Linked DNA regions of Homo sapiens: region 2 is linked to region 1. Evidence: read pairs that join two places in POLR2A ChIA-PET (ENCODE). Cell type or tissue: Panc1. All regions are shown on one strand. Each heading gives the region's core, and the rest is flanking DNA. Links, peaks and the distances in the headings are about the cores only.

What was found. Peaks named below come from ENCODE experiments on the same cell type or tissue, not always from the same donor. Only the 100,000 strongest peaks of a DNase experiment are listed, where the experiment ranks them.
Region 2: POLR2A ChIA-PET joins it to region 1 with 8 read pairs; 6 of 35 experiments call an interaction of 5 or more read pairs at or near these places.

The regions. Positions count from the first base shown.
Region 1 is chr1:27,003,210-27,007,530 of GRCh38, forward strand. TENT5B (terminal nucleotidyltransferase 5B) reads right to left here. Exons shown (of 2, transcript NM_052943.4): 2 at 1,811-3,748. The coding sequence ends at 2,735. Among named protein-coding and RNA genes, the nearest start is that of TENT5B, 7.5 kb to the right of the region's middle. RefSeq lists enhancers at 618-1,262, 2,551-3,194, 3,195-3,838, 3,839-4,321. In Panc1, for the core only: no CTCF peak of the experiment used is centred there; no DNase peak of the experiment used is centred there; H3K27ac peaks cover 447 bases.
Region 2 is chr1:27,072,102-27,076,484 of GRCh38, forward strand. No RefSeq gene overlaps it. Among named protein-coding and RNA genes, the nearest start is that of TENT5B, 61 kb to the left of the region's middle. In Panc1, for the core only: no CTCF peak of the experiment used is centred there; a DNase peak (open chromatin) is centred at 2,508.

The DNA of each region.
Region 1 (4,321 bases), core at 1-4,000:
ATTCACAGGCAAGCTCTCTGCCTGGAATGCTCTTTCTCTAAACATCTTCATGCCCACCTCCCACCACCTTTATGTCTTTGTTCAATCAAATATCACCTTTCAATGAGTTGCACCTGACTTTTTTTTTTTTTTTTTTTTGAGATGGAGTCTCGCTCTGTTGTCCAGGCTGGAGTGCAGTGGTATGATCTCAGCTCACTGCAACCTCTGCCTCCCAGGTTCAAGCGATTCTCCTGCCTCAGCCTCCCGACCAGCTGGAATTACAGGCACACGCCACCATACCCAGCTAATTTTTGTATTTTTAGTAGAGATGGGGTTTCACCATGTTGGCCAGGTTGATTTTGAACTACTGACCTCAAGTGATCTGCCCACCTCAGCCTCCCAAAGTGCTGGGATTACAGGCATGAGCCACTGCGCCAGGCTCCTGACTTATTTTTCAATTTTCAAAACCCAGCATTTCCAGTCCCTTACCCTGCTATATTTTTACATATCACTGATCATCTAAGACCATACGGTTCGGTTTATTTTCTATCTACTCCGTTAGAATGTAGTCTTCACAAGGACAGGGATTTTGTCTTTTGTTTGCTGATGTATTCCCAGCACCCAGAACGGTGTCTGGCACATGGTGGCTGAATGCAGTGTATACACACATGTACCAAATGGGTTTCTCGCTTTTTCAGCCCTTAACTAAACAAGCACATCCAGGTGAACTCCACCCCCCAGCCCAAAAAGGTAAGTCTGTTGTGTTTACACTGTGAGCCTCTCATGCCAAGGCTGAAATAGCCAACTCAGGAGGTGAGACAAACTTAGTCCTTCCCATGACCATAGTTGGGTGGTCACAGCTGGGATGGGGGTGGGAGCTGGTTTTAGTCACCAAGCAAAGAAAGCCTTTCTGTTCACTTTCCAGCCATTTTGAGCCCAGCAGCACAAGGGACTCAGAGCAGGTGAGGTGGCTGGACTCACCCTGGTGACCTGGGGCCTCCTCTGCAGCATTGTTTTTTCCACCCTGGCCAGAACCATCAAAGTCACCACTTCAGAGGCCCCTAATGAGGCTGAATATGTTAAGGGCTTTGCAATCCCTGGATCAAAGAGTCTGGGCAAACAGCAGGCAGCGTCCAGGCCCATGACTGACTGGCTGATACTCTGAGGGCGCAGCATGCTAGGAACTTGCGGCTGACACTCCTAGACAGCCTGGCATGGCCCCATGTGGGTTTGGGAAGGGGAGACCCTCCCCATCCAGGGGATCTGATTAGAGCGAGCCAGAGCACACCCATCAGTGCTCGGGGCAAGGGAAGGAGCTGGAGGACTGAGGGAGCCTCTCCCAAATAGAGGCCCTACCTGGGCTCAGGCTTAGGGGGAACCCTACAAGTTCCCCAGTCTCAGCCACCTTTACTGGAGGGGCCTCCAGTCCAGATTCACCCAGCCTGTTCTCTAGCTGCTCCCTTGGAAGAGACGGGGTAGACAGAGCTGGGAACAAGTACCCCTGAGCACCAGAGTCTGAGTCTAGGCCCAGAGCTATTTGGATTCCAGGTAGAAAACATAAAAATATTTACTCCTTAACAAGAGCCCTAGACCTGCTAAGGCAACGTGCAGGTCACACATGTAGACAGCAGCTCTTAATATACAGCTGGTCAGGCTGCGGCTGGGGTTGGGAGAAGGAGGGGCAGTCCCCCAGCCATAGCCCAGGCTTCAAACCCCGCCCCCGCAAATGCTCCCTTCCACAGTACAAGCCAGACTCCAACTGGGGGAGGCAGCTGCAACCCCCACTGCTACGGAAGGTCCTTCTTTCCCCAGAGGAAGCATGGCACTAAGGTTCAGTGTAGACCGTCTTTATTGGCAGGTGTTAAGAGTGCAAAATATCAACAAACCCAGGGGAATACGCAAGGGGGTGGGAGTATGGCTCCCCTACCCCATGTGAGAGCCCTGTAACCAAGCCAGTGGGGTGGGAACGTTGACTTGACTGTGGCAAATTCAGGCTCAGCACCTTCCAAAGAACAAGCTCCCAGGCAGGAGGGCTCCTTGCAACACAAGGGGGAAAGGAGTGGCACCCTGGAAGGGGCCTGGGCTGCGACCCACCCTGGGCTGCTTGGCTCCTGTATACTGCCCACCTCAACCCCTCAAGAGGAAGGCTTCACAGCTGGGGGTATGTAGTTCAGAGAACCGGGCTAAACCCAGCCCTCCCCAAACCCAGGTATCTGCCTCGGGCCTCAGTTTCCCTCCTCCCAGTGATTACCCAAGTTGGCCCATCAGGCCCTGTAGTGGCCCAGCCTGATCCAAAGTGACAAGTCCCTGTAACATACCATGTATCAGTCAGTGTGTGGGCTGCAGGCCCTCCAAAGCTGCTGGGATCACCACAGGCTGGCCTTAGTCAAAAAGACCCTCTTAGACCATGGGAATCAATCCAAGGTGCTGGGCATTAAGGCTACCACCCCAAACTTGCTTTGTCTCCTGAAGGAAATTGACTTCCAAGACAAATGGCGCCTGCACCCCACCGGCATGCTGGTCCAAAAGTGTGATGCAATAACCAAAGGGTCCTCCTGCTGAGAGCCCCAGGCTGGCATTAAGCCCACAGGGGCCTCGTGCTCGGGAAAGTCTGGTCTGTTCAATCAAAGGCCCAACCCTGCAGTGCTGGGCCTCCTGGCACATTCTGCGCCTCTGGTCATGTCCTCCACACACTCTTGGAGGCCCCACCCCACCCCGTGAGGCCCAGTCCCTTCCCTTCTGGCCAGGGTCTGAGTCAGTTACAAGGCAGCCAGGTGGGATAGGCGTGAGCCAGGAGAGGTTGCACGGGGGTCACGTAGTAATTGACAGTGGCTGGCACAACCCCGTCAGTGCCTGGAGGGCGCCAGGCCAGGGCGGCAGTGGCAGCTGGGCCCTGCTCAGCCAGTGCCTGCAGCGCCAGTGCGGCAATGAGGTCCAGCGTCTGGCGGCGCTCGTGGTTCATGAGGCACACGGTGCTCTCGTTGACCACCCGGTGCAGTGTCACCAGGCAGGCGTAACGGCGGGCTGCATCTGCCCCACCGAAGTGGGCCTCCAGGTAGCGCTCTAGGGTGCGCCGCTGCTCCACCAGGTCTGGAAAGTCGATGAAGAAGCGGGAGCACATGTAGCGCTGCAGGGCGCGCACATCGGTGCTGGGCCGGGGCCGGAAGCCCCGCACCAGGAGGTGGCAGTACTTGAGGAGGCCACCACCTCGGATCTCCTCGGGACTGCGCGTGGCGATGACACGGTGCCGCAGGTGCTCCAGGGCCTCGGTGAAGTCCCCGTACAGGCTTTCGCCTGTGACCGTTGGGTGGAAGGCCTCAGACATGGGAGTGGACGAGCACTGGCCAAAGAGCAACAGGGAGTCCAGGATGATCTGGAAGGAGTCTATGCTGAATTCAAACTGGCGTCTCACCGAGTCCACAAACTTGAGCTCCACGTTCTTGCCGCTCTTGTTGGACAGTGAGATGAGGCTCCAGCGGTCCGAGTCTGTGCACACTTTCACCAGCTTCTGCACGTATGCCTCCTTGAGTGTCAGTGGCGTGATCTTGGCCCGGCTCACACCGGCCGGCAGGAAGTCTAGTAGGCAGGCCAGCACCACTGCCTTGGTCAGCTGGAAGGATGCCTCACTGCGCAGGTCCACCCGGAACACCAGGTCCAGATCCTTGTAGCCCAGGCCACTCTCAGGGTGCAGCACGTGGCTGGCAGCTGAACCATGCAGCCGCACACTGTGCACATGTAGTCCCTGCTCCTCCAGGGTGCTGCGGACCACCTGCAGGGGAGAGCAGGAAGGAGAGGTGTCAGGAGCGGGCCTCAGGGGTCCACCAAGGACTTCCGTTTACTTATCACGGTAACTTCAACCACTATTGGCCCCTAACCAGCTGTTATGCCTTTGGAAAATCATTTAACTTTTTTTTTTATTGGGTGGGGGTGGGGGGGTTGGGGGGGAGTCATTTAACTCTTTAAACCTAATCTGAGAATGGCCCATCTGGAGGAATGACTCAGGAAGAATAGCAATGATAATAGCACACATCTGCATAGAATTTACTAAACAGCAGGTCACTTAATCCTCACAATAACCCTGTGAGGTGGATACTATTATTCACACTTTACAGATGCAAAAATGGAAGTACAGAGGGGCCAAGTAACTAGCTCAAAGGCAAACAGCTGGTGAATGCAGAGCTGGGAATAAAACTCCGAGTCCAAGTCTTTTTTTTTTTTTTTGAGATGGAGTCTCACTTTGCCACTCAGGTTGGAGTGCAGTGGCGTGATCTCGACTCACTGCAACCTCCGTCCCCCGAGTTCAAGTGATTCTCCTGCCTCAGCCTCCCGAGTAGTTGGGATT
Region 2 (4,383 bases), core at 71-4,070, 69 kb after region 1:
ATTGCACCACTGCACTCCAGCCTGGGTGACAGAGCAAGACTTTCTCAAAAAAATAAAAAAATAAAATAATAATAATAAAAAGAGGATACAGACCATTTACAGGGTTTTTCCTGGTCCATTATCCTGCTCTAATAATGCCAATCAACATGTGATCATTATTCCCTGGGGACAGAACTAGTCACCACTAGTTTGTGACTCTACCTCATTTGAGGTGGCATCCAGGGTGACATCCCAGACTTCCTTACCTTACTTGAAGCACGATGAGCCTTAATTTTCGAATAGAAATGTTGACCAGCAAGCCAGCTTTTTTTTTTTTTTTTCCAGGACAAGGATAAATTCCCTTAAGAATTTTGCAAACATCACATGTTTTCTTTCCCCTTGTTGCAATATATGTAATTTATCTCCTGGTGTAACTTGCTTAATAGTTACCGTTTGTTAATTCCATCTGCTTCCCAAGAGGAGAACATACTGTTACGTGGTGAAGTCCTGGGTTCTGTGAGTCTCCCATAAGCCACAGCTGGTCAAGAAACGAATCAATGGGGCCACGAACAAAGTGGCCATGGAAGCAGGTATGGGTGAAGGCATGAGGGCAGGCACGGGGGCAGGCAAGGGGGCAGGCAAGGGGGCAGGCACGGAGGCAGGTATGGAGGCAGGTATGGAGGCAGGCATGGAGGCAGGCATGGGGGCAGGCATGGGGGCAGGTACGGGGGCAGGTACGGGGGCAGGCACGGAGGCAGGCACGGAGGCAGGTATGGGGGCAGGCATGGGGGCAGGCATGGGGGCAGGCATGGAGGCAGGTATGGGGGCAGGCACGGAGGCAGGTATGGGGGCAGGCACGGAGGCAGGCATGGAGGCAGGCATGGGGGGCAGGCATGGAGGCAGGTATGGAGGCAGGTATGGGGGCAGGCATGGGGGCAGGTAAGGAGGCAGGCATGGAGGCAGGTAAGGAGGCAGGCATGGGGGCAGGTATGGGGGCAGGCATGGAGGTTTTGCCCAGCTTCTCCAGTACGACCTTCCCTCACCAAAGCCAACCTGGTTGCCATCACCTCTGAGTGGCCACACCTGAGCCCTTGTGGCTCAGCCAGCCAGCTGGTGACTGCCTGGTTACACAAACATTTTCCTTCATGGAAGACAGCAATTTGTCCTCCTTCGATGGATCCTTGTTGTCGAGCTGGACTTGCGTTTCCATCCTCCCTCTGCACTTCCAATCAGGGTCTCACTGAAGGGCACCTGTTGGGTGTCCTACAGGACATTGCCTCCTGCCGAGAAGCTCATGCTTCTGTGAAGGCTGCAGAGGTGTGAAACAGTGGGCCAGGCCAGACACAGTGGCTCTCGCCTATAATCCCAGCACTTTGGGAGGCTGAGGCAGGTGGATCACCTGAGGTCCGAGGTTCAAGATCAGCCTGGCCAACATGGTGAAACCCCATCTCTACTAAAAATATAAAAATTAGCTGGGCATGGTGGCAGGTGCCTGTAGTCCCAGCTACTCAGGAGGCTGAGGCAGAAGAATCACTTGAACCTGGGAGGTGGAGGCTGCAGTGAGCCGAGATCATGCCACTGCACTCCAGCCTGGGCAACAGAGTGAGACTCCATCTCAAAAACATAAAGAACAAAAAAACCAACAACAACAACAACAACAATGAACAGTGGGCCGGTCCCTGTGGGGCTCATTGGACTTTCCTTATACCCATGACCCTGGGTTAGGTGGTCTCTGCATGGTGAACTGCCCTGGCAGCCAAGTCACACCACCTTGGAAGCCTGCAGATCTGCAGAAGGGGGCATATGCTCTGTGCCAGTAACAACATGTGATACGGCCGGGTGTGGTGACTCCGTGACTGAAATCCCAGCACTTTGTGAGGCCAAGGTGGGAGGATTGCTTGAGCACAGGAGTTTAAGACCAGCCTGGGCAATGTAGTGAGACCCCGTCTCTAAAAAAAAAAAAATTAGCCAGGTGTAGTGGCACACACCTGTAGTCTCAGGTACTTGGGCAGCTGAGGTGGGTGGATCACCCGAGCCTATAAGGTCAAGGCTGCAGTTAGCCATGATCACACCACTGCACTCCAACCTGGGCGACAGAGCAAGACCTTGTCTCAAAAAAACACATGATGCTGTTTCTCCTGGAGTCAGTGTCCATGGGTCTGGGAGCCAGTGCAGGGAGTGGCACATCCTTGGTCCTCAGGGGAGGACTGGATCCATCAGGAGGTTAAAAAATGATTCCTCTGAAGTGGAAGCTGAGACTGTCACCACCACTGAGAAAACAGATGATAAAATATGAGTCATTATGGTGTGACCCTGAGTCTCAAAGGGAAATGGAAGCTGCTGTTGAGCAGAGATAGGGAGGATCTGAAGAGCCCAGGGTGGGGTGGGATCATCTGAGATGCGTCCTGGTTCCCCCATGCCCAGTGGTGAAGTCAGTGGAGAAACCTCACCCTTGATGGGCAAACACACAAGGGTTCAGGTTCTTCCTGAATAAAAGTCTGTGTCCTGAATGAATCCTCTAGCTGCAGTGCCTGTGCTGGCTAAATGCAAAAGGAACTTAGGTAGAGCTGGAGAGAAATACTGCCCTCGGGACCAACAGGATGGGAAGCCCCTTGGTGGGGCCTGTGGAGGGACTTGGGGGCTGGCCTGGAGCAGTCAGAGGGAGCCTGGCCAGACTCGTCCAACCCCTCCTGGAGTCACCCATGACCCCAAGTCCTTCCAGCCTTTCTTTCCTCCTTCTCCAGCCCCAGGGGCCTGGCTCTCTCTTTCTGTAGGAAAGGACAGGGCCATTGGCCCTAGATAATAGTTTGGTCTGGTTCCTTCTTTCCAGAGAACCCTACTACCTTGAGGAGGACGCCCCACTGCCCCTTTCAGAAGTGGCACCGAGTGGTGTCAGAGCCTGGGTCTATAGCCTACTGCCTGGATTCCTGTTCCAGCTTCCAGCACAATCACTTACTAGGATTGTGTGTGTGCACATGGCTGTGCATGTGTGTGCCCAAGTGCAAGTTACTTAGCCTTTCTATGGCCTTAGTTTCCTCCCCTATAAAGAAAGAAAAACACCATCTAATTATTATTATTTGAGTCAGAGTCTCGTTCTGTGACCCAGGCTGTGCGGTGGCGTGATCTCAGCTCACTGCAACCTCTGCCTCCCAGTTCAGGTGATTCTCCTGCCTTAGCATCCGAGTAGCTGGGATTACAGGCACACGCCACCATGCCCAGCTAATTTTTATATTTTTAGTAGAGATGGGGTTTCACCATGTTGGCCAGGCTGGTTTTGAACTCCTGACCTCAGGTGGTCCGCCCACCTCGGCCTCCCAAAGTGCTGGGATTACAGGCATGAGCCACCGCGCCCTGCCAAATTCTTGAGTTGTTGTCAAAATTAATTGTAGAACTAAAGCCATACAGCTTCTAGAAGAAAACCGGAGAAAATCTTAGCAACCTGGGGGTAGGCAACGCTTTCTTTCTTTTGTTCTTTTTTTTTTTTTTTTTTTTTTGAGATGGAGTCTTGCTCTGTTGCCCAGGCTGGAGTACAATAGTGGGATCTCAGCTCACTGCAACCTCCACCTCCGGGTTCAAGCTGTTCTCCTGCCTCAGCCTCCTGAGTAGCTGAGATTACAGGCGCCCACCACCACACCCAGCTGATTTTTGTATTTTAGAAGAGACGGGGTTTCACCTTGTTGGCCAGGCTGGTCTTGAACTCCTGATCTCAGGTGATCTGCCCACCTCGGCCTCCCAAAATGCTGGGATTACAGACATGAGCCACCGAGCCCGGCCAGCAACTGTTTCTTAGACTGGACACAGAAAGCAATAACCATTAAAAAATGATAAATTTGACTTCATCATAATTTCAAACTTCTATCATCAAAAGTCATCACTAGGCCGGCCACGGTGGCTCACGCCTGTAATCCCAGCACGTTGGGAGGCCGAGGCAGGTGGATTGCTTGAGGTCAGAAGTTCGAGACCACCCTGGCCAACATGGTGAAACCCTGTCTCTACCAAAAATACAAAAATTAGCTGGGCGTGGTGGCGCACATCTTGTAATCCTAGCTATTTGGGAGGCTGAGGCAGGGGAATTGCTTGAACCCAGGAGGCGGAGGTTGCAGTGAGCTGAGATCGTGCCACTGCACTCCAGCCTGGGTGACAGAGTGAGACTCTGGCTCAAAAAAAAAAAAAAAAAAAAGTCATCACTGAGAAAATGATTAGACAAGCCACTTTGCTTGACAAAAGATTTGTTTCCAGAATATAAAGAACTTCTTTTTTTTTTCTTTTTTTTTTACAATCTTGCTCTGTCACCCAGGCTGGAGTACAGTGGCATGATCTCAGCTCACTGCAGTCTCTGCCTCCCGGGTTTAAGCGATTCTCATGGCTCAGCCTCCCAATTAGCTGGGATTGCAGGTGTGGTCT